Regions from separate parts of the Mus musculus genome. Here region 2 is linked to region 1. Evidence: chromatin loops called from intact Hi-C (ENCODE). Cell type or tissue: heart. All regions are shown on one strand. Each heading gives the region's core, and the rest is flanking DNA. Links, peaks and the distances in the headings are about the cores only. Region 1 has its middle 16 kb from the start of Hdac11. Region 2 has its middle 8.2 kb from the start of Iqsec1.

Region 1 (10,237 bases), core at 1,077-9,076:
GATTTGTAAATGTATTGGGTATGCTTAAAGATCTGTAAAATCTGTAACAAAACGTTAACTTTAAACTCATATATAGCATGAAGGTTGCTGCTTCCAGCTCTTCCACAAGTCTCACAAATGCGCGGTACAGACAGGATCCTGACATATATACACCTCTGGAGGTTTTCTGATGCCTCATTTTTCATAATCTAAGCATTGAGAACCTGCCCATGACTCCCTCTAGACACTGGGTATATCCAAATTTCTAGTTCCTAGCATCCAGGCCAGAAAAAGAAGGTTGAATGAAGAATCCCAGAAGAGCCCCCAAATTGTTATAGGTCTGGGAGTCCCTACTCTGCCCATTAATAATTTTTATAGGCAAGAAGCTTTTATTTAGATTTCCTTGCCACTCTATGCTCAGAACTCTGGATTCCTGAATACAACGCCAACCACCTCAATCAGGGGTTTATAAAAGATACAAGGTTACAGTTTGTTCTCTGGCAAAACAAGCTTGTTGACAGAAGCAAAACCAGAAGTAAAAATCTATTCCTTAGCAGCTTTTAAGAGGGTTTTGGTGCTGGGATAGAAGGTAGGATCTTTCATGTGCTAGACAAGTCCTCAGCTAGTCAGCTTTGCATTCCATTCCAGATTTGTATCACAGTCCTTCTGACCCATTGAGCCTCATTCCTTGACTATGTTAAGTCATGCTGAACCACTGAGCTACACTCCCAGTTGAAGAGTCATATGTTAATGTCCTGGGGAGAGTTGAACAAATATCTATTCACCACAGACAGGGAACTGATGAGAAGCCAAAGCCACAGTACTGAGATGGTCACTCTCAGGTTCTGGCCCACCTCCCCTGCAAGAGTGGAGTGCAAAGGGGCAGTCAGAGGAACTGAATTTGGAGGCAGAGGTGGTTTAGCAGGAACATGAGTGTATTTTGAGACTAGAAAAGCAGCTGCTGAGACACTGGTAGCAAACCGAGCAAGTCTCCACCCCACCCCCACCCCATGAGCAGGTCCTGGAGGCTGGAGTTGCTGGTCTCTGGAGCAGCAGGTCTCACAGGCTACAGACAGCTGCAGGAATGATTCAAATCTACAGCAGACGTGAAGCACGGCATGGCACCTCAGAGGATGAGGCAGTGGGAGCCTTAGAGAGGTCCATGCTCTGCCCACAGTTCTGACTCTGGTGTTCAAGGTAATATCTTCTTCCCTAGAGCCACTTGGAGTCCAGTGGGATACTGGCTCTGACATCTTCCTTTTCTTTCCTCCTCTGAGGATCTTGGATACCAGCCTCGGGTCATGAGGAACTGTATCAGGCTATACTGGGTGATAGCCCACCCTAAAGAACTACTTAGCCACAACCTGACATCTCAGCCCTGCCTGCAGAAACAACATGCCTAGGTAGCAAAAGCAACTACCTATATGTATATAGGTGTCCCCGGCCCCTCTAGACGAGCTCAGTCTTCATCCCATCAAAGGTTGGGGCCCTCTGCTGTTCCAATAAAGCGGTTTCAGCTTCTTGAGACCAAGTCTGTCTGCGTCTCTGCCTCACTTGTCTAACACAGAGAGCCTGGCTACTGAATGTGTGTGCATGCAAATACTGTGCAAAACTGGACCACTTGAGAAAGAAGTGTCAATCCTGGGAGTGGAAAGAGAAAGCCTGCCAAAACTTGAGGGTGGTGCCACTAAGGTCCACAGCTCTATCCCTCTCCCTCCACGTTGCCGGGGAAGGGAGGGCTGCAGCTTCTCTTGTCTGGGCTGTCAAACGCAGACTGTTACGTCCAGGGCCGCTCGCATGTGCTTCATTCCTTTGCTGCCACAGCAGCTGAGGAGAAGTAGACACTTGATTGTCAGAGGATGACAGCTGGGACCCATCCAGTCACTCATGGTCGTAGGCTATCAGATGGCCTCCACCACTAGCTCCGTGTACTCTGGGCTGTCAGCTCTGTATTATGGGAGAGGGTCTTTTCCATCCTCCGTTAATACCACCCAAATTCCAACCTGGTGGATCAATGAGTGTATTAGGCTAGTTATAGGAGTGTGGGTGAGGGGTGACTTACAGGTGCCTGAATGACAGTGGGTGGCATAGCTCACAAAAGCTGGAACCCTGGGGCTGTCCTCAGGACTGGCAGGCAGTGGACTAGGACAGAAATAGTCCCTCCCCTCACTATACTCTGCTTATGTAACTATGATGGCTGACTGTGGTTGACACACCTGGGTAGGAGGAACTTCAGTTGAGGAATCGCCTCCATCTGATCAGCATGTCTGTGGGGGTATTGAAGGGTTCAACCCATTGTAGACAGTACCATGTTAGGCGGTGGACTTATGCTGTGTAAGAAAGTTGGCCAGGAGAGCCAGGAGGAACAAGCCCAACATGCAGAGTTCCTCCATGGGATTTGCTTTAGTTTCTCCTTTGAATTCCTGCCTTGGCTTCTCCTGGTGATGGGCTGTGACCTGTAAGCCAAATAAACCTTTTCCTCCCCAGTTGCTTTTTGGTCATGGTGTTTAGTTCACAGCAACAGAAAACAAGCTAGAATAATGACTTTGGGGTAGGAGGGTACTTGTGACTCTGGTAGGTTCCAGAGCTTTCCTGGGACTTAGTTTATTTACCTCCGGGATTATATGTTTCAGTCCGGAAGAGATTGCTCCACAGCATTCCCAATCTCCATTACTGATTTTACTTAGAATTTCTGCTCTAGCATCAAATCCTCCACCCCCACCCCGCCCCACACAGTGCTGCATTGCTGGGTTGGAGTCTTGTTATCACCCCATCCCCAGCAATACCCTTCTGAGCTTGTTCTATTTGCATTTCTCTAACAGAAACCACTCAATGTTTCTCATGATAAGTGTTCTTCAGTGGCTCTTCAGTCTACCTAGATGAGAAAGTAAAATATCACTTCTAAGAAGCAACTTCTATTAATTAAAAGCAAATACAATGGGGCTAAAAAGATAGTTCAGCTGATAAGAGCCTTGGCACGCCGCTCTTGCACAGGACCCAACTTCTCTTCCCAGTACCACATGGTGGCTTACAACCTTCTGAAACTCCAGTCCCAGGGAATCTGATGCCTTGTTCTGAACTCCATGGCCACCAGGCACATGTGTGCTGCACATATATGAATGGAAACAAAACACTTGCACCTATAAAATAAATCTAAACAACAACAGCAACAGCAAAAACCCTCGAGTCTCTTGTCAACTACATGACAAAACACTGGACAGGAGTGACTTAAGGGAGGTAGGATTTATTCTGGCTCATAGTTTGGAGATTTCAGTCCATCATGGCAGCAGGAACAGGTTAAAATTATTTTCAAAGGTCCTAGAGCCCATTTCTACCAGTCAGATCACACTTTGAAAAATTCTATAGCCTGCCAAAACTGTGCCGCCAGCTGAGAACAAGATTTTAAACGTGGGAGCCTGTGGCGGAACATTTCACATTCAGACCATACCTACCAGATAGGATGACTTTGATGGCTGTGACATTAGTAGCTCCTGTCTGCATTTTAAGTTCCTCTCACGACTGGGGTGCGTGAACTGTGCTCCCATAGACAAAAGACACTAGGCTACATTTCATCGTAGGCTACCATCAGATGTTGGGCTTGTGGGAAGTGTCGTACCACTTACAGGTAGGAGAACACAGCCTAAGATGAGGACCCCAGCCTGGGTGAGGCCAAAGCTGGTGTTCCATAATTCCTGTATACCCAGACTCCTGCTGGGAAGTGGGAGGAGTCAGAATGGGGAGCCCAGGGCTGGGGGAGGGGGAACTCTGACTTTGCTGTCCAGGAACATGGAGGGGGGCTTCTACAGGAGACTTAGGCAGCATGGCTCTGTATGATGAAGACTTTGCCTCACGGCTATTCTTGATGAGAGAGACAGTCCTTGGTTCCAAACTGTTTATTGATTGTTCATCATGGAGAATAGGTGCATAAAACTTCCTCAAGGTGGGCCAGAGATAAAATATCTTTTGCAGGAAGAAATGTCTAGGAAGTGAAGCTTATTGGCTAAACCCTCATGTCCCAGCTAGATATCTCATTAGCATGGAGAACTCTGTGCTCTGTGACTAGTGGTCACATTCTTTCAGTGGGGAGTTGTGGTCATGTGTTACAGGCCAGGAATCTGGTCGAGAGCAGATGAAACACCTACTGTCCTCAGGTATAAGGGTGCCAGGGTTTATGAACTCAACCTTACCAAGTTTTCTGGCATGGCCCACTGTCCCACACCTGTCTCGGCACCCATTGCCACTAGCAACTGATACCTGTTTGTTCTCTCCTGGCTTAGGCCACCAAGAGCTTACTGAGGCCACTGGAGGTGACTCACTGAATAAAATTGTGTGGACCTCTAGGCCAGCAGGAAGCCACCAGGCCCAAGATCCTTCACCACGCTCCTCTGGACTGCTGTTTCACAGCGCCACCTTGTGGCAGAAAGAAAAGCATTAGCGTTCCAGAGTGGACTTGGCTCCTTCCCCTGTTGGCACTGAGTCCCCAGGATTGACTCTGTTGTTTCAAAGGAAGCACCAGAGGGTCCAGTATCTAGTGGTTTAGAAAAGGAGGTTCTAGGAGGATATTGAAAGAATTCTGCACATGTGAAGCTTGGGGTTTGAAGCTTGTGCATAAAACTCAAATTCCATCATAGTTAACTTCTTTGAAATTTATCCTTAAATTATCCTCAACAGAAAGTAGGACCTGATAAAAATGTGGATGCTGTATGTCTGAGAGATAGATGTGATAAAATGTGTTTTCCAGAGTGGAGATTCTATGTACCTTTGGGAATTAAGGCCTTAAATGGAAATTCCTTACGTCATGTGGGGTGTGCCCTTGAAAGAGATTAGGAGATGCCCCCACGGGTCTCTCTCTCTCTCTCTCTCTCTCTCTCTCTCTCTCTCTCTCTCTCTCTCTCTGTGTGTGTGTGTGTGTGTGTGTGTGTGTCTGACTCTGCCTTGTCTCTATCTCTCTCCTCTCTCTTTCCCTCTTCAGATCACAGATAAGTTGTTTGATGCACATCTTTCCTCCATAATTTACTGTTCTCTTGACCGCTCATCCCTGAACTGCAGCCTCCAGGGACAAGATAAATCTCTCTTATTTATTTATTTATTTATTTATTTATTTGTTTGTTTGTTTGTTTGTTTGTTTATTTATACACAAGTGGTTTGCATGCATGCATGTCTATGCACCATGTGAATGCAGTACCCACAGAGGTCAGAAGAGGGTGTTGGATCCCCTGGGACTGGAGTTACACCTGATTGAGAGCCATCCTGTGGGTAGTAGGAATTGAACCCGGGCCTTCTGGAAGATCAGCCTCTTAATCACTAAGACATATAACCAGCTTTTTTTCTCTGTTAAAGATGTGTTATTATATCTCAAAACTATGTGAATATGCGTTTGTGTACGGTTATGTGCAAGTGAGTGCAGATAGCCATGGAGCCCTAAGGGCTGTCAGGTCCCTTGGAGATGGAGTAATAGGCTGTGTGAGCTACTGAGCACAGGTGCTGGAAACCAAACTCCACAAAAATAGCATCTGCTCTTAACTGCTGAGCCATCTTTCCAGTGCCAAGCACGAAATAATTAACTAAATAAAATTAGTTATTTTTCTCAGGTATTTTGGTATAATAATAGAAAACTAACAAATGCATTGTCCTTTAAAAAAAAAAAACAGGGATGGTGAGATGGCTCAGTGGGTAAGAGCACCCGACTGCTCTTCCAAAGGTCCGGAGTTCAAATCCCAGCAACCACATGGTGGCTCACAACCATCCGTAACAAGATCTGATGCCCTCTTCTGGTGTGTCTGAAGACAGCTACAGTGTACTTACATATAATAAATAAATAAATCTTTAAAAAAAAAAAGTTAAGCTTTTTCCTGCCGGGTGGTGGTGGCGAATGCCTTTAATCCCAGCACTTGGGAGGCAGAGGCAGGCGGATTTCTGAGTTCGAGGCCAGCCTGGTCTACAGAGTGAGTTCCAGGACAGCCAGAGCTATACAGAGAAAGCCTGTCTCGAAAACACATACATACACACACACACACACACACACACACACACACACAAAGCTTTGTCCTCTTGTAAGTTTAGGTATGCTTTCCCCTTTCCTCAGTAAAAATCAGGTGTAGCTTGGAGGGACCTGGGGGAAAGTTATATATTGAAACTCCCCTTCTCCCTCTTCTTCTCCTTTGATTTCTTGCCAGTTGAATGCATATGACACAACTGTAACTTGTCAGTGGCAATAACTCAGAAGTGAGGCTCTATAGCGGGTGGAGAGGTCACTTAGCCTCACAGATAGCCAGCCAGGTGAGGCACACTAGCTGAGTGTGCTTTGATTGGTGTGATAAAAAAGTAACTTGGGGAGGGATTTATATGTCTACATGACCTTCAATAGTCTATAATTTAGGGAAACCAGAGCAAAATCAAGGCAGGAACTGAAGTAGAGACCAAAGAAGAACGCTGCTGTACGGCTTGCTCCCCTTGACTTGCTCAGTCTGCTTTCTTATGTGACCCAGGCCCACCTGCCCAGGGGTGGCACCATCCAACCCAAGATGAGCTGAACCTTCCCACATCAATCATTAGCCAAGAACATGCCCCAGAGACTTGCCTACTGGACAGTCTGATGGAGGCAGTTTCTTAATTGAGATTTCTTCTTCCCCAGATCTATGTCTGTGTCAAGTAGATTAGAAACTAGCCAGCATCTCCTCCCTGCCCTTTCTAGATGTGGAAAGTGAATCTCACTGAAAGCCTATATGTCTTGAGAATGACAGGTAGTGACATTTGCCCATCCCCTTGACTCTGATCCCTGGGGACATCACAACATACTCTTTGTTTGACTTTGGAGCAAGCATCCCAGGAGGCTGCCAGAGAGGCTGAGGGCTTGTTAGGAGCAAGGAGTCAGGAACATGCCCAGGGAGCCAAGCTGGGACTTAGTTCTTGTGAATCTTCACTGAGAGCAGAAAGTTGTGTGCCAATCAGCTTCCCATTACAAAAGACTGGCCCAGTCTGCTTAGAAGGAGGATGGGTTCATTTGGCCCAGACTTGTAGAGGTTTTGTTCCATGGGCACTGCACATGGCTGAGTTGCTTTCAGGGCTGTGGTGAGGCAGCCTGTGCTGGTGGGGAATAGATGGAGGAGATGGCTGCTTACCTCACAGCTCTGAACTACAAGACAGTAGAGAGAGGTGAGTGTCTATTGTGTCTTCTTCCATGGGTACACACCCTCAAGAACCTCACTTCCTCTCACTTGCTCCCGAGTCTTGAGTGTTACACTTCCTCCCAGTGGTCATCAGGCTAGAGCCAAGGCTGCATGCACCACATGGGCCTTAGTGGACCCTTGAGATCCCAGAACCAACAGCACAGTAGACAGAACTAGGAAGGGCCCCTGGGGAGCTCAGGGATGAGCCAGGGTAGCAAAGTATAAAGTGGGTGGAGCTGCTTTGGCTGGATGATATGGCTAATCTTCCAACAATTATTTTTTATGTATATGGGTGCTATGCATACATGTACACACACACACACACACACACACACACACACACACACACACACACACCATGCACACCATGCGTGTGTGGTGCCTGCAGAGGCTAGAAGAGGGTATCAGATCCCTCTGGAACTGGAGTCCCAGATAGTTGTGAGCCACCATATAAGTCCAGGAGATCAAAACCTGCTCCTCTAGTGCTTTTAACTGCTGAGCCAACTCTCCACCTCCATAATAATTAGTCTTGAGATGCCTTAGGAGACAGGCTTCTGAGCACATCTGTGGGGTGTATCCAGAGAGGTTTGACTAAGGACAGAAGACCTGATTCCGTGAGGGGCTGGACCAAATGAGAAGGAGAAAACTATCTGAGTCCCAGCATGCATTTCTCTCTGCTCATCTGTGTAACCACTGCTCCACACTCCTGCCACCAAGCCTTTACCTCCATGACAGATCATACCCTCAAACTCTTAGCCAAAATAGACCCTTCCTCCTTTAACTTGCTTCTGTTGGATGTTTTGTCATAGCAATAGAAAAAGTAACAAATTCCAGGGTCAAATGCAGGTGAGCCTTGTGGGCAAGCCTGAGGGGTGAGCTTGGTGGTAACAGAATGGAAATGGGGACATCCCAACTGCAATGGTTTGACTATGCTTGGCCCAGGGAGGGACTCTATTAGGAGGTATGGCTTTGTTGGAGTAGGTGTGGCCTTGTTGGCAGAAGCATGCCACTGTGGGGGTGGGCTTGAAGACCCTCCTCATAACCATGTGGAAGCCAGTCTTCTCCTAGCAGCTTTCAGATAAAGATGCAGAACTTTCAGCTCTGCCTGCACCATGCCTGCCTGGACGCTACCATGCTCCCACCTTGATGATAATTTACTGAACTTGTGAACCTGTAATCAGGCCCCAATTGAATGTTGTCCTTATAAGAGTTGCCTTGATCTACTTGGTTTACTGTCTGTTCACAGCAGTAAAACCCTAAGACACCAACCCTTTGAAAGTTTGCTCAAGCCACTCAGAGCATGCAGCGCTCAGGTTCTAATGCAGGTGACAATCGATTGTCTTTAGGTGGCTGTCGCAGCATGTAGAGAATAGTGGTGGACCAGCTCTCTCTTAGGTCTGCAGTATAGGAATGACAGCTGTCATGAGGAAGGTGTGACACTTGGAAGTGCAGGTGCTTGGTGGGTCCAAGTTCTGTCACACTTCATTCACCAGAGATGAATGAGATGAGCAGTTGGGAAGCTGAGTCATCTCTCCAAGCCCATGTCCCTCTTCTGGAAAAGTCACCAGAATTCAATCCTTAGAGCTCCAGCCTCACACTGTAATCTAATCACTTCCCTAATATCCCTCCTTTAAACACAGAGTTGAATTAAATTTTCACTCTGTTAATATTATTAACAGAAAACTTTGGAGGCCAAATCCAGGGTTTAAGGGGATGAATCGAATTCAAACCATATCAGACCCATTGGGTTGGGTGAGGGAGAGCTGGGCTCCCAGAGAGGATGCTGGGCCAGGAGCCCCACCAGTATCCAGCTCCGTCATCTAGGCTTCTAGACATCAGCTCTTCTCTGGCAACTCATGAATCTCTGTGGCCCAAACGCAAGCTGAATACAATTACGCCTCAGCCGATGGGTTAGGTCAGCCTGTGGGTCCAGTCCTTTCCTAGAGGACAGGTACTATGGAGGGGGATGGGTTAGGTCAGCCTGTGGGTCCAGTCCTTTCCTGGAGGACAGGTACTATGGAGGGGGATTTGTAAGTTTGATGTATAGAGGGAATTGTTTCAACTTTCTTGGCACTGAGCTCACTGGGACTTTCCCAGGACTGCACATTTTTTCCCCTCTAAAGCATTATAATTTCTTATCAATTCATAGTCATCCAAATTCAGAGAGATTTCATTGTATAGTGAGATTTCACTATATAAAGTCACTATGAACAATAGCCTTGGGCTTTTCTTGATGATGGCTTTGAAATTGCACTGGCTGCCTCCCGTAGGTCAGCTGAGTGTATTGCATATATTGGCTTTGATCAGTGTTCAGGTTCATAGTACATTTGCAGACTGTTGTGAGCTGCTTTGTGATACTGGGAACTAAACATGCTTTGAAATGTGCCCTCTCACCCGTCCCAAGAAGGAATCAGTCAACTATTAACCGGCCTGATTTCTAGCTCAGGAAACCAAAGCTCAGAGAGGTAAGCCAGTCTGCCCAAGAGCACACAGGAGTGGGTGACCACCTGGGAGCCTCCAGCCTCTGCTTAGAGTTGTTGGAAATGGGTCTGGGATCCTGGGAAAAGAACCACACAATCCAAAGCAAGGCAAACATTTTATTTCTGCAGGGGGAAGCACGGCCATGTTGACTCAAGCAGGCAGTACACCCAATGGGAGTCCCCTGGGTCCTGTGTTTCACACTGAATAGCCATATTTTCTGTTTAACTATGAGTCTGTGTGTGGGCTTGAGTGTGTGAGTGCAAATAGGCACTGGGTCCACTAGAGTTCCGGGATGCTGTGAGCGCCTTGACATGGCTACTGGGAGTCACCCTCCAGCCCTGTGCATTCTCTTAACCATTGAGCCTCGAGTCCTCCGGCCTCAGACTTACTCATTGTAGGCTAACTGGGAACAGCACAGGCGATTAGTAACCCTGAGCACATGCTGTGCTGACCCTGAAGGAATCTGACTTTCTGCCAAGCAGCCTCTTTACTGTTTGTTTTTAAAGACATATTTTCATTTCATATGTATGGGTGTTTTGCCCCTGTGTGTAACTGTCTACCTCCCATGAGCATGTCCTGTGCCCTTGGAGGCCAGAGGGGGGTGCTGG
Region 2 (10,237 bases), core at 987-8,986, 320 kb before region 1:
CATCACTCTGGAAGGCTGAATCACAGACTCTGCAGAGCATAGGCTTTTCCATGCTGCAGTTGCACATCACATGCCTCCCAAATCCTAGTTGTGGCCAGCGTTGCAGATACTGAAGACCTTGTAGGGCAGGCTGGGATGGGGATTCCATTGTCTACAGCCCCTCCCATCAAAGCAAGGTCACTGATAAAGGAATGGCTCCTAAGCAATTATCTTTGGAAATGTGTGTGTGGGCTTCTAGAATCTCAGCAAACACTCCTTTCTGCAGCAAACCAGATATCACTGGGTGCCCCATTCCCTGACTTGGGGGAGAAGATCGGATTCTGGGACCACAAGGGCTGGCACCAGTCCCTCCTTGCCAGATGTGCCTCAGAGTGTCCCAGGCTGGCTGTGGTACAGCAAGTTTGCCAAGGCTGGTGATGGTACTTCAAAGGCACAGCTGAAGAAGTTACACTGGGTAGCCATGATTAGGGAGGAAAACATGTTGATCAGTGTTACCCTGTACTGGATGCTGCAGCCTCCAGAGGGAATAAGTGAGCATGCCCAGAGCTGGCCTGAAGGGCTCAATCTTGGAGGTTGAATGGGAACAAGACAGGGATGCTGAATTTGGAGACCCTGAGCTAGGAGTGCAGAGGGATCTAGGATCAAACTTGATACAGTGATTCTAGGGTTTTCCAACTCACAACCCCCCCCCCAGAGGCTCCACCTCTCAATTAGGCAGTGAGTCCAGTGGTCAAGGCTTGGAGAGACATCTACCATCAGCTGGGGACTTTGGGTTGGGAAGTTCCCAAACTTGAGCTAGGCTGTGCTCTCCACTCACTGTGAGGCAGTGACTTCAAGCTCTGTTCATGGCTCAGAAGCCCCACTTCCAGAACTAAGTTTGTCTGAGGATTTTCCAATTTCTTTTTCTAAACAGAGTTTCCTGTAGTCAAGGTTGACCTTTAACACAGTGGAGATGTGGATAACCTTGAACTTCCAATCTTCCTGCTTCTACATCCCTGGTGCTTAGCTTACAGGTGTGCACAACTAGTCTTGCTGTATGAGGTGCTGAGGGGTCAAACTCAGGGCTTCCTGTATGCTTTTTCCAGTTATAAACAATGCACCTCATGTATCAGCCAATCCCCTCCACTGACAGACATCCATATAAACATTGCCATGGAATAAACTTGATCACTATGGTCTCACACAGCCTGTGAAACTGAGTACAAATCTTGGAAACTCGCTGGTGTGAGGGTGCCAGGCAGGGTGGATGCCTGAACTGCTCTGTACTCCCAGCTCAGGATCTCAGAATTAAGCACTCAGCAACACCTCTTCTTGTTCCTATTCACCTCACCTCTCACGCAGGGCCCCTCAAGCCAGCTCTGGGCACGCTCACCTATTCCCTCTAGAGACTGCAGTGTCCAGTACAGGAAGAACATTGACCAACATGATTTTCTCCCCAACCAGGGTTACCCAGTGCTGCTTGGGCTACACAGGACAGGGCAGACCTACATGTAAATTAGGCAGATCAGAGAACTCACAGAACACTGGATTATGTAAGGGGGACCAGTGGGCCAGGTCCCCAGGCCACAAGTGGCCCTACCATAATCACCATGAATTTGCCACGCTCGCCTGCCTTCATCTGTATAGGACACGGCTGACCCAGGGTTGCTCTGAGACCTAACTAAGCAGGGAGGCAGAGGTGAGAAAGGCTACACCCCTGCTGGGAGAAGGGGATCACTTTGGCTCCTCAGTCCTTTCCACAGCCCTGTCTTAAAGGAATTGTGCAAGGCCCTTAATTGTCCTGTAAGGGGAAAGGGGGAGCTGGGGTGATTGTCTGTTCCAGTGGTGGGCAGGGGTGATGAAGGTACTCACTACTACTTCCCTGTCTGGTGAAGTCCACACAGTCACCACAGCTCACACAGTATCTGACTGCTAGTCCCTTCATTCTGGAGGGATCATAAGCCCTGAGTATGGTGTGGGATAAGGAGAGAAAGAAGAGATAGTTTGGAGTAGAGAGAGAGTGAGTAGGACAAGTAGGAGATGAGGCAATACAGGTTCTTATGGGCTTCTGAGTGACAGCAGTGTCACATACCTTTATACAACACAGTGCAGGTCTATAGTAAGAGGAAGGAAGACCCCTCCTTTCAGCAATGACGGGCAAGTGCTAGAGGAGGGACATGGAGGATTCCAGAGAGTCATGAGGGCCTTGATGGAACCTTGGCTCTAGAAACGTGGGAGACAGAGTTAGATCCAATTGGAAAAATGAACCTTGGCAGGGAAGGGGCAAAAGGGAAGACATCCTGGCCACAGCTGTGGTGCTCCTGCCCTCTACTGCCAATGCCCAGCAAAAGGCCCATGCTTCCAGCCCCACCACAACATCTCCCAGGGACCTGCCATCTGTTCTCTTCTGCCAGGGTGACTCAGGCCAATTCTCTATAGAATCTGAGGTAACACTAGAACATTCCCAGTGAAAACGAACAAACAAAACTACAAAAAGCTGACAACAGCAAAGTGGGATCCTAGATTTTATCATAAACACCACCACAGGTCTCTGGTACAGGGCCCCCCTTGGGGCGCTCTCAGCAATGGCTACCAGGAAAAGAGCAAGTTAGCAAGGTGTATGTTCAGTCTGAACAGAACAATGCCACAAAAATTCAGGTTGAAGAAACTTGTGGGAATGAACCTGATAAGACATGCCACAGGGAAATGCTGCTATCTCTTGGCCGGGATTCCTGGTCAACTGGATGCCATCTTCAAATGTTCTACAGTCTAGGTGTAGCTCAGTGGCAGAGCACTTGACTAGCATGAGCTGGGCCCTGCTTTGAATCTCAGCTCACCCATAAATAATAATAATAATAATAACAACAACAACAACAACAATAATAACAACAACAACAATGCCAACTTTCTGTGGTGAGAACCACAAGAAAAATGCACCATTGCAAAAACCTTCAGCCATCTAGCAATTACCAAGGCTGCCAATGAGCTGTCTTAGTAAGAAGAAGGTGGGAACCATAGAGGTTCAGAGTGGTCTGTGGGGTTGAAACTGACTTAGTAGAAAATCAGTTCTGTTCCTTCTCACAGAGGGTTGTAAAAAGCAAATGAGTGGAGCTAGAGAGATGGCTTGGTGATCAGGAGCACTTGATGCTCTTACAGAAGTAAGATCCCAGCACCCATGTTAAGCAGCTCACAACCAACCACCCATAGCTCCAACTCAATGAGAGACAACATCCTCTTCTGGCCTCTGAGGGCACTGCACTTGTGCATATACCACACATAGACACAAATAAAAATATTTAAAAATGAAAATCAGATGAGTGAATATGTACAGTGGGCCAATGAGAGCAGAGTGAACTATGATAAATGCTCAACAGTGTCCTCAGGGGCATATGCAGCGAGGTAGGTGAAGGCAGGGCCACTGGACAGGGCAAGTGGTGCAGCCTATGCACAGCACAATTGCATGGAGCAGCTATTAGCTGCGGATGGAAACAATGTCCCAGAGATGTGTAGACTGCACAATCTTTTCCACAAAGAATCTGTGTAACAGAATGATAGGCAGTGGGCATGGTGCCAGAATCTTGTAGCCTCTGATAACCTGGCAGGCCACTGGCTGCTCTGTCTGAGGCATGGATGCTACCTCCTTCCTAAACCCTGATACAATAAGGAAGAGGACCTATGGTACTCGGTGAGAGTACCTACCACAAAGTCCATTTTCATTGGGGCCTGACAGACCATGTTCACATGGTCTTTGTCTCTCTGGTGTCTAGTGCAGTTAGGCTGCAGGAGGAATTCAGACAGTTTTTTTTCTGGAGTGACTATTCCTTATCCTATCTCTGTGCTGGGATCCTGCCCAGGAGAGCGCACACTCCCTACCTGAGTAAGCCAGTGTCCCCCTTCTCCACCCTTCTTCCATGGGGGATTTTGCTGGTGGCACAGGTGGGTAAAAGCACAGCAAACTCAGGTCCCGGCCTCATAAGAAGAGGGTCTTGATCTTTTTTGTTGTTGTTGTTCAGGGTTGTGACCACAGTGCCTGGGTCACCACAGCTACTCAATAAAATGTTGTGAGTTGATGAATGAGAGACTGAGAGAATGAATGTGACCAAGTGCAGTCTCACTCTGAGTTCTTGCCCAAGGGTCCACTCCTCTTTATTGCCACCCTCCCTGACTTCATCTACCTACCCACAGTCATGACTGTGGTAGGAACAGAACATGGGGTCTGCAGAGTCGTGAGCCTACAGCCTCCTGCAGAGGTGGTCCCCAGATCCTTAGCCAGGCCCCCAAATCCTTTAGATCCCTGCTTCCCACTGTGTTCTTTCTCCCAGCATATTCAGGCATCTGCCATGCCAGGAGACGCCATGTCCTGTCAACCAGTGAACTCTGTAGAAATCTCAGACTAAGACCCCAAACTCACATATGCACCCCACCCCCACTAGCATTTGGACACACCAGGAAGGCTGAATGGAGCCCAGGTGCAGAGCACCAGCACTGCCCTGACCATATCCCCTGGGGTATGTTCCTTGCAGAGAAATCCAGTCATTATGTTGAAAGAAAACTCATTTGTGCCCCCTGGCTGACTTGAACTTTCTCTGTTCGAGGGCTGCAGTAATCACTAGATACCCTGGCCTAACCACAACCCCCTTCATTTAATTTCTGCCATCTCCAAAGCTGTCCATCACCATTTATCATTTGGGTCTCTGGCTCACTCAACATGGGTCCAGCAAGGTCCCCCTCCCACCCCAGCCCCTGCAGCCCCTCACCACCTCTCTCTGTAGCACCACCCACAGGCCCACTGTCATTCTCAGAGGGTATCACCTTGGGTTGAAGGGGGCTGGAAAACCATGTCTGGATTCACTGATTGGCTCCAAAGCTTTCCCTGTGTCCAGCACACAGTTGGTCCTCACTGGACACTGGATAGATAAACAAATACATGGATTCTATGACCCAGGTTGGAGTGAGGCCTGGGGGCCTGCTCTCTTACTTAAGAGTGTGGGCTCTTGTAGGCTCGGCATTCCTGGACTCAGCCAGACTGGACATATTCCCTAAAGACACCATATCTGTGCAGAACAAGCCAGATTTCCGTCTTTACCTTAATCCACACAGCAGAACTAGATACTGTAAGATATTTACAGCCCATCCAGACCTACCAGAGATGTTGTGGAACATGGATGTCATTCAACATGAATACCCATGTTGTATTCATATGTGGAGCTTGAGTGGGCCGGCTTTCAGATACCAAGGAATGAATATTCTTGGTCTTATGTTTCTACCATGGGCCCACCTCTCTTCCCCCCTTTCTTCCTGGCTTCCTACCCTTCCAGACAAAAAGCTTTGCAGCTACTACAGAAGCAAGTCAGAACTAAGGAGGGTCCTGGAAGGCCATAGCAAAGCTTAATTGCTATAGTTGAGTCACTCCTGCTGGGTTACAGCCTGACCCCATGGCCTCTTGGACTGCCCTGCTCTGCTCTGCTACACTTCATACCTAGACCCCTGTCCTCTCCTGTAACCCAGGTGCTATAGATATGTCCAGAACAGAGGTGAAGACAAGCAGAGGGTGACGCCTGAGAGTCACATGTTCTGTGGAGGACCTAGACTCTGTCACTCCCCTGGGGGCATCCTTTGGAGTTCAACTTCACCATGGAAGATGAGAAGGAAGGGGTGGCTTAGGTGGCTGAGAGTAGGCAGGACTAGGGGGAATCCTGACTGGGCCATCCTAAAGCAGGAGGGCTATTTTTGTGTTTCCTGTGTCTTGAGGCTCAGAGGCAAGGCAGAGTTCATGATAAGTGCTGCTCTAGGGTTAAACTACTCTGTACTATGCCTGGTCAGAAGAAACAGCTTGGAAGGGAGTAAAGGGGAAGAGAGACCTGTCTAGAGCTAAGGGAAACAATGAAGACTGAGTGAGCAGTTGCAGAAGGAGACTTAGATGCTGTCAGGTCTCAGAAAAGCTCTGAGTGTTATACACAGGCATACCAGCAGAGGGCAGTGTTTGGCTGCCTCAATATCAGGGAAAGTAAGAAACCCCATATGGCTGGTTCCATAGCAGTGAAACTTGGCGGCGGCGGGGGGGGGGGGGGGGGGGGGGGGGGGGGGGGTTGGTTAGGGGACGCTGGGTTTCTCCTCAGGCCTGCAGTCAGCTTCTGCCATGCTCAGGCTACTTTGCTGGCCCCTCTCAGATAATGTCAACGCCTTCTGCTACTTCTGGCTGCAGAGCCTCAGTGGGGCCTGTTATCCAGGCAAGGGCCATAGAGCATGTAACAGGAAGACCCTGGCCTACTTCTCTGGACTCATGTCCCGATACTGGGTCTGCTACTCTGCCACAGGCACACTGGCATCCTTCTGTCCACAAAGCAGAGGACTTTATCAAGCCTCAGGGCCTTTGTTTAACCTGTCTGATGCCCATGGTGTCATTTCCCTTCCCCAATGCTATCATCTCAAATGTCACCTTCTCAAATAGGCCTGCTGAGCACCTTGGAGTTCCAGCTTCCACTCCTCTGTGTCCCAAATGCTTGGTGCCATCTCAATCTCTGGGGTTACTGTAGCAAACCCCACATAATAAAAGGGTCCGTGGTCCCTAGGTGGGCACTCAGAACCTCTGTGCTCACAACTACTAAGACTGTCCAGGCTTAGGGACAGAGAGGACTGGAGGCTTCCATTCCTGTCTGCCCATAGGTGCTCAGTGGGCCCTTGGAGCTGGAAAGCCTACTTTCTGTATGAATAAGGCAAAACCAAAACCAACCAAACAAAAGATGCTACCAGGCAGCTTTTCCTTGGGATGAGAGGCTTCCTCCTGGACAGACCTTATCCTAGAGCCCATGGATGAGTGGAGACCCAGGAAGGCAGGACCCATTGATGATGTGATTTTGCCCTTTGCCCTACAGGAGGCTTCGTCATCCAGTAAGCAGTGTGTAGCAAGTGGCCGATAGCACAAGGAAGCACTGACACCTAGTGGTTCTGATATGGGCACTGAGGACTATGTAGACATAGGTTCCATGACTGCATCCTCTGCTTATATCCAGGTTCCAGTTGTGGCTGGATCCTCTGCAGGCAAACTTCTAGGTCCCTGATGCTTGGGATTCTTGCCATATCCAATTCAAGGACTCAGGTGGACCACCCTCTTGGTCTTAGCTCCCCCACTGCAGGCCCAAGATGTACATGAGATCTAGCTCTGCTGGCTAAAGCCTTCATGCCTTCTGGACTGAGAGATTGCCTGAGATTAGGGTATGACCCAAGTCTGGCCAATGAGAAGCAACCCAGGCAGTGTCTTCTGGGTACTAAGCTTCAGCAGTGTGAATGTGGAAGATAGGGGCCACCTTGTCATTAAGCTACAGACTTCCTGAGAATGAGGACAGGGGAGCAAGGAAGCCTGGGATCCAGATTGTGCTAACTCTGATGTTATCTTATATCCCATCAGCTAAACCTGAAGACTCATGAACTGGACCATTTGCTCCTTTGACAATACCTCCTATCAAGGCTGGAACCCCAGATAGTGCAAACTGTGGTATCATCTTACATCTCATCAGCAAAGCTTGACTCATGGGCTGGACCATTTGCTCCCTTGGACAATATCTCCAGTGGACTTGGACTTGGAGCAAGACTCTCCCTGACACATGCAGGACCACAGTCTAGAGGAGCTACTTCACAGCTCTACTATTGCTTGGTGAGCTCACCTATGAGCCAAAGGGCTTGCTAAATACAGGAACAGGAGCTGGGCCTCTTGCTGTCTGTTCCCACCTGAACATGAGCATCCTGGCTCAAGATCATATCTGGCTCAGCTTCTCCCATGACCCATCTTGTGACAAGCTAGTGCTGGGCACTTCCAATGGATGGCCCAGCAAAGACAGCTCCATTATTGCCCCACAGCACAGATGCAGAAACAAAGTCAAGTGGTTAGGAGACTGGCTACTTGCATACTGCCAGGAAGAGGGCCATGGGGTCAGACCCAGGTTGACTGAATACCTCAACTGTAAGTTCCTGGGCCTTCTTCAGGAGTCCTGTTCAGACTTTTGAATTTCAGAGAGCACTGGACTTCTCTGGATCTAAACTGGGACTCTAGGGTAGCAGAAAATTAGAGTTCAGCATCTAGTAGGCTTCTCAGCATCACTTATCAATCCTGGGCTAAGCGCCGCATGTTTTTGAGGGCTGGTAGTGTTCATTACCTAGTGGCAATGTAGGTGTGTGGTTAGTTTGATGCCAGCACAGGATCTGGGGCCAACCTCCTCTGAATATTCTCCCTCTCTCTATACTTTATTCCTGGCTCATATAGCCTAACAGCTATACCCCACAGGGAAGCATGCCTGGAGGTTTCCTTGGTCAGGCCTGATCACTTGTGTACCTACTCCCTGGAGGTGACCTCATCCTTGTTCTTCCTGCAGCCCTTTCGTGCCTGAGTACTGTACATATTTGGTCCCAATCACCATGAGATTTTCAGAGGATTTGTGAACACCCTCTTGGGCCTATCTGGACTTTCTGGGCCAGAACCTTTGAAACCAGCCTGGCCCTCCTGGAATGCATCTCTGCCAAGCTACATTAGAAATGTGCTGACTTCTGACTACCACAGTACCAGGAGAGAAAGATGGAGTGGAGGACATTCCTAAATGTTCCCTACTTGATGCACCAAGAACCATCTCCAGCCACAACCCCTTCCTGCTGGGTGCTCATCACTGCCTCACCCGTCTCCAGACACCTGGGGCCTTTTCCATTGCCTTCCCCTTGGGTAGGCCTGGCAGGACACTGAGGATGCAATCACCAGCCTTTTAGGAACTGGTACTATGGAAAGGAGCCGGGATGTCCTCCCGTGGAGGATGCTGAGCGAGACTCACGCTAGCAATTTGCAGCACAGGCAGATGTGGAGACAATGGGAGTCTGATTGGCAGGGTGGGAGGGGCTGCAGCTGTGCTTGGAGGAGCTGGGAAGGTGGGGTGTCTGCAGGCCCAAAGGAAAAGTGCTGAGCCAGCTGCATGGAGGAAGGCTGGAGGGGAGGCCAGAGTAAGGCCATGTTCTACACTGCATTTCCACCAATAGGAGGTTCATGAAGGGGTGAAGCCAGCTCTCAGAGCCCCTCAGTTAGATAATTCCCACCCTGGATCCCACTTCCATAGACCTGCCTCATGGACCATTTCTGTGATGCCAGTTATCATGAGGCAAAGCAATGGGCAAAAATGCCTGGAGCATCCCTGACTCAGTGGGACTCCCAAGTGTGGGCTCAGCCTGCTGTCACTGTGTTTCCTTCCAATTTGTGCTGACATCTATTGAGCAGCAAGTGTGTACCAACCTCCTGAGAGTGGGCTCAGCCTCCAGCTCCTGTTTCCTTCCCACTCATGCAGACATTTATTGAGTACCAAGAGTGTACCACTGTCTGACACCTGGGCAGTGGGTGACACAGAAATGGACCACACCCAGGACATCACCCCTTGGGAGTTTGTCTATATGTGGGAAGCAGTGGTTTCTAAATGACCTCAAAGCAAGAGCAAGTGAGGGAGCCCTACTAATCAATGGAGTTATCTTCTTCTTTACTTAGACATTCAGGAGAACTAGTCAATATCATACTAGGTGACTGGCATAGACACTCCCATTAGGGATTCAGTCTAGCCTGAAGGCAGGATGCTGACTTATCACTGGGAAGGCACTGCTGGGGAGGTGCTATGGAAGGTGGGTTTTTAAAGGAGCATAGTAGTTTTCTCTGAGTGGGAGCTAAGAAAGCATATTCCTAAAAGAAACAACCCAAAGGCACAGCCACCTCAAAGCATAGATGCTTGACAAGACTGTCCCAGCAAGAAGGAGCTATTTCAATCTTAGCCCTACCATCTCCTGAACAGGCACTGGACTTTTGTGTCCAACAGCTAGATTTCACTAACAGAACTCCTTGCCCTCCCCTAACTCATGCCAGACAATGTCCTGGGCTGCCCTCTATCTCCCAGACCATGGAAGGGCACACTGGTTGCTGGCTCATAGAGCATACGATAAAGCCAGGGCAAGGAAATTCACTGCTTACAGTGCGTTAGGAGCAGAGGTGAGCAAATCCATATCTCAGTCCACAGCCTAGGTCTGGTATTAACCTGGCTACTTGCTGTGCAACCCCAGACCCAGCACCAGACTCCCCTTACATTTGCTACTTGGCCAGCTGAAGTCCCAATCGTCCCCTGGGAACTGGTCCAGCCCCTCTGCATGCCCATCACACTCCTAGGTCACAAGCCTAAGGAAACATCACTGGGCCTTGAAGGCCCTTTATTTCTCTAGCCCCACTTTCTCTCTACTTCAGTAG

Evidence for each region. A loop is a pair of places that touch in the nucleus more often than their neighbours do. Peaks named below come from ENCODE experiments on the same cell type or tissue, not always from the same donor. Only the 100,000 strongest peaks of a DNase experiment are listed, where the experiment ranks them.
Region 2: a loop joins it to region 1, with 6 times the contacts of the local background. A loop is called at or near these places in 31 of 42 quality-filtered maps.

What each region holds. Positions count from the first base shown.
Region 1 is chr6:91,135,719-91,145,955 of GRCm38, forward strand. No RefSeq gene overlaps it. Among named protein-coding and RNA genes, the nearest start is that of Hdac11, 16 kb to the right of the region's middle. RefSeq lists an enhancer at 8,845-10,237. In heart, for the core only: a CTCF peak has its summit at 4,394 (motif pointing left); a DNase peak (open chromatin) is centred at 4,367; H3K27me3 peaks cover 3,193 bases.
Region 2 is chr6:90,813,214-90,823,450 of GRCm38, forward strand. It overlaps a transcript of Iqsec1 not described here. Among named protein-coding and RNA genes, the nearest start is that of Iqsec1, 8.2 kb to the left of the region's middle. In heart, for the core only: CTCF peaks have their summits at 2,314 (motif pointing left), 5,920 (motif pointing right) and 6,924 (motif pointing left); no DNase peak of the experiment used is centred there; H3K27ac peaks cover 335 bases.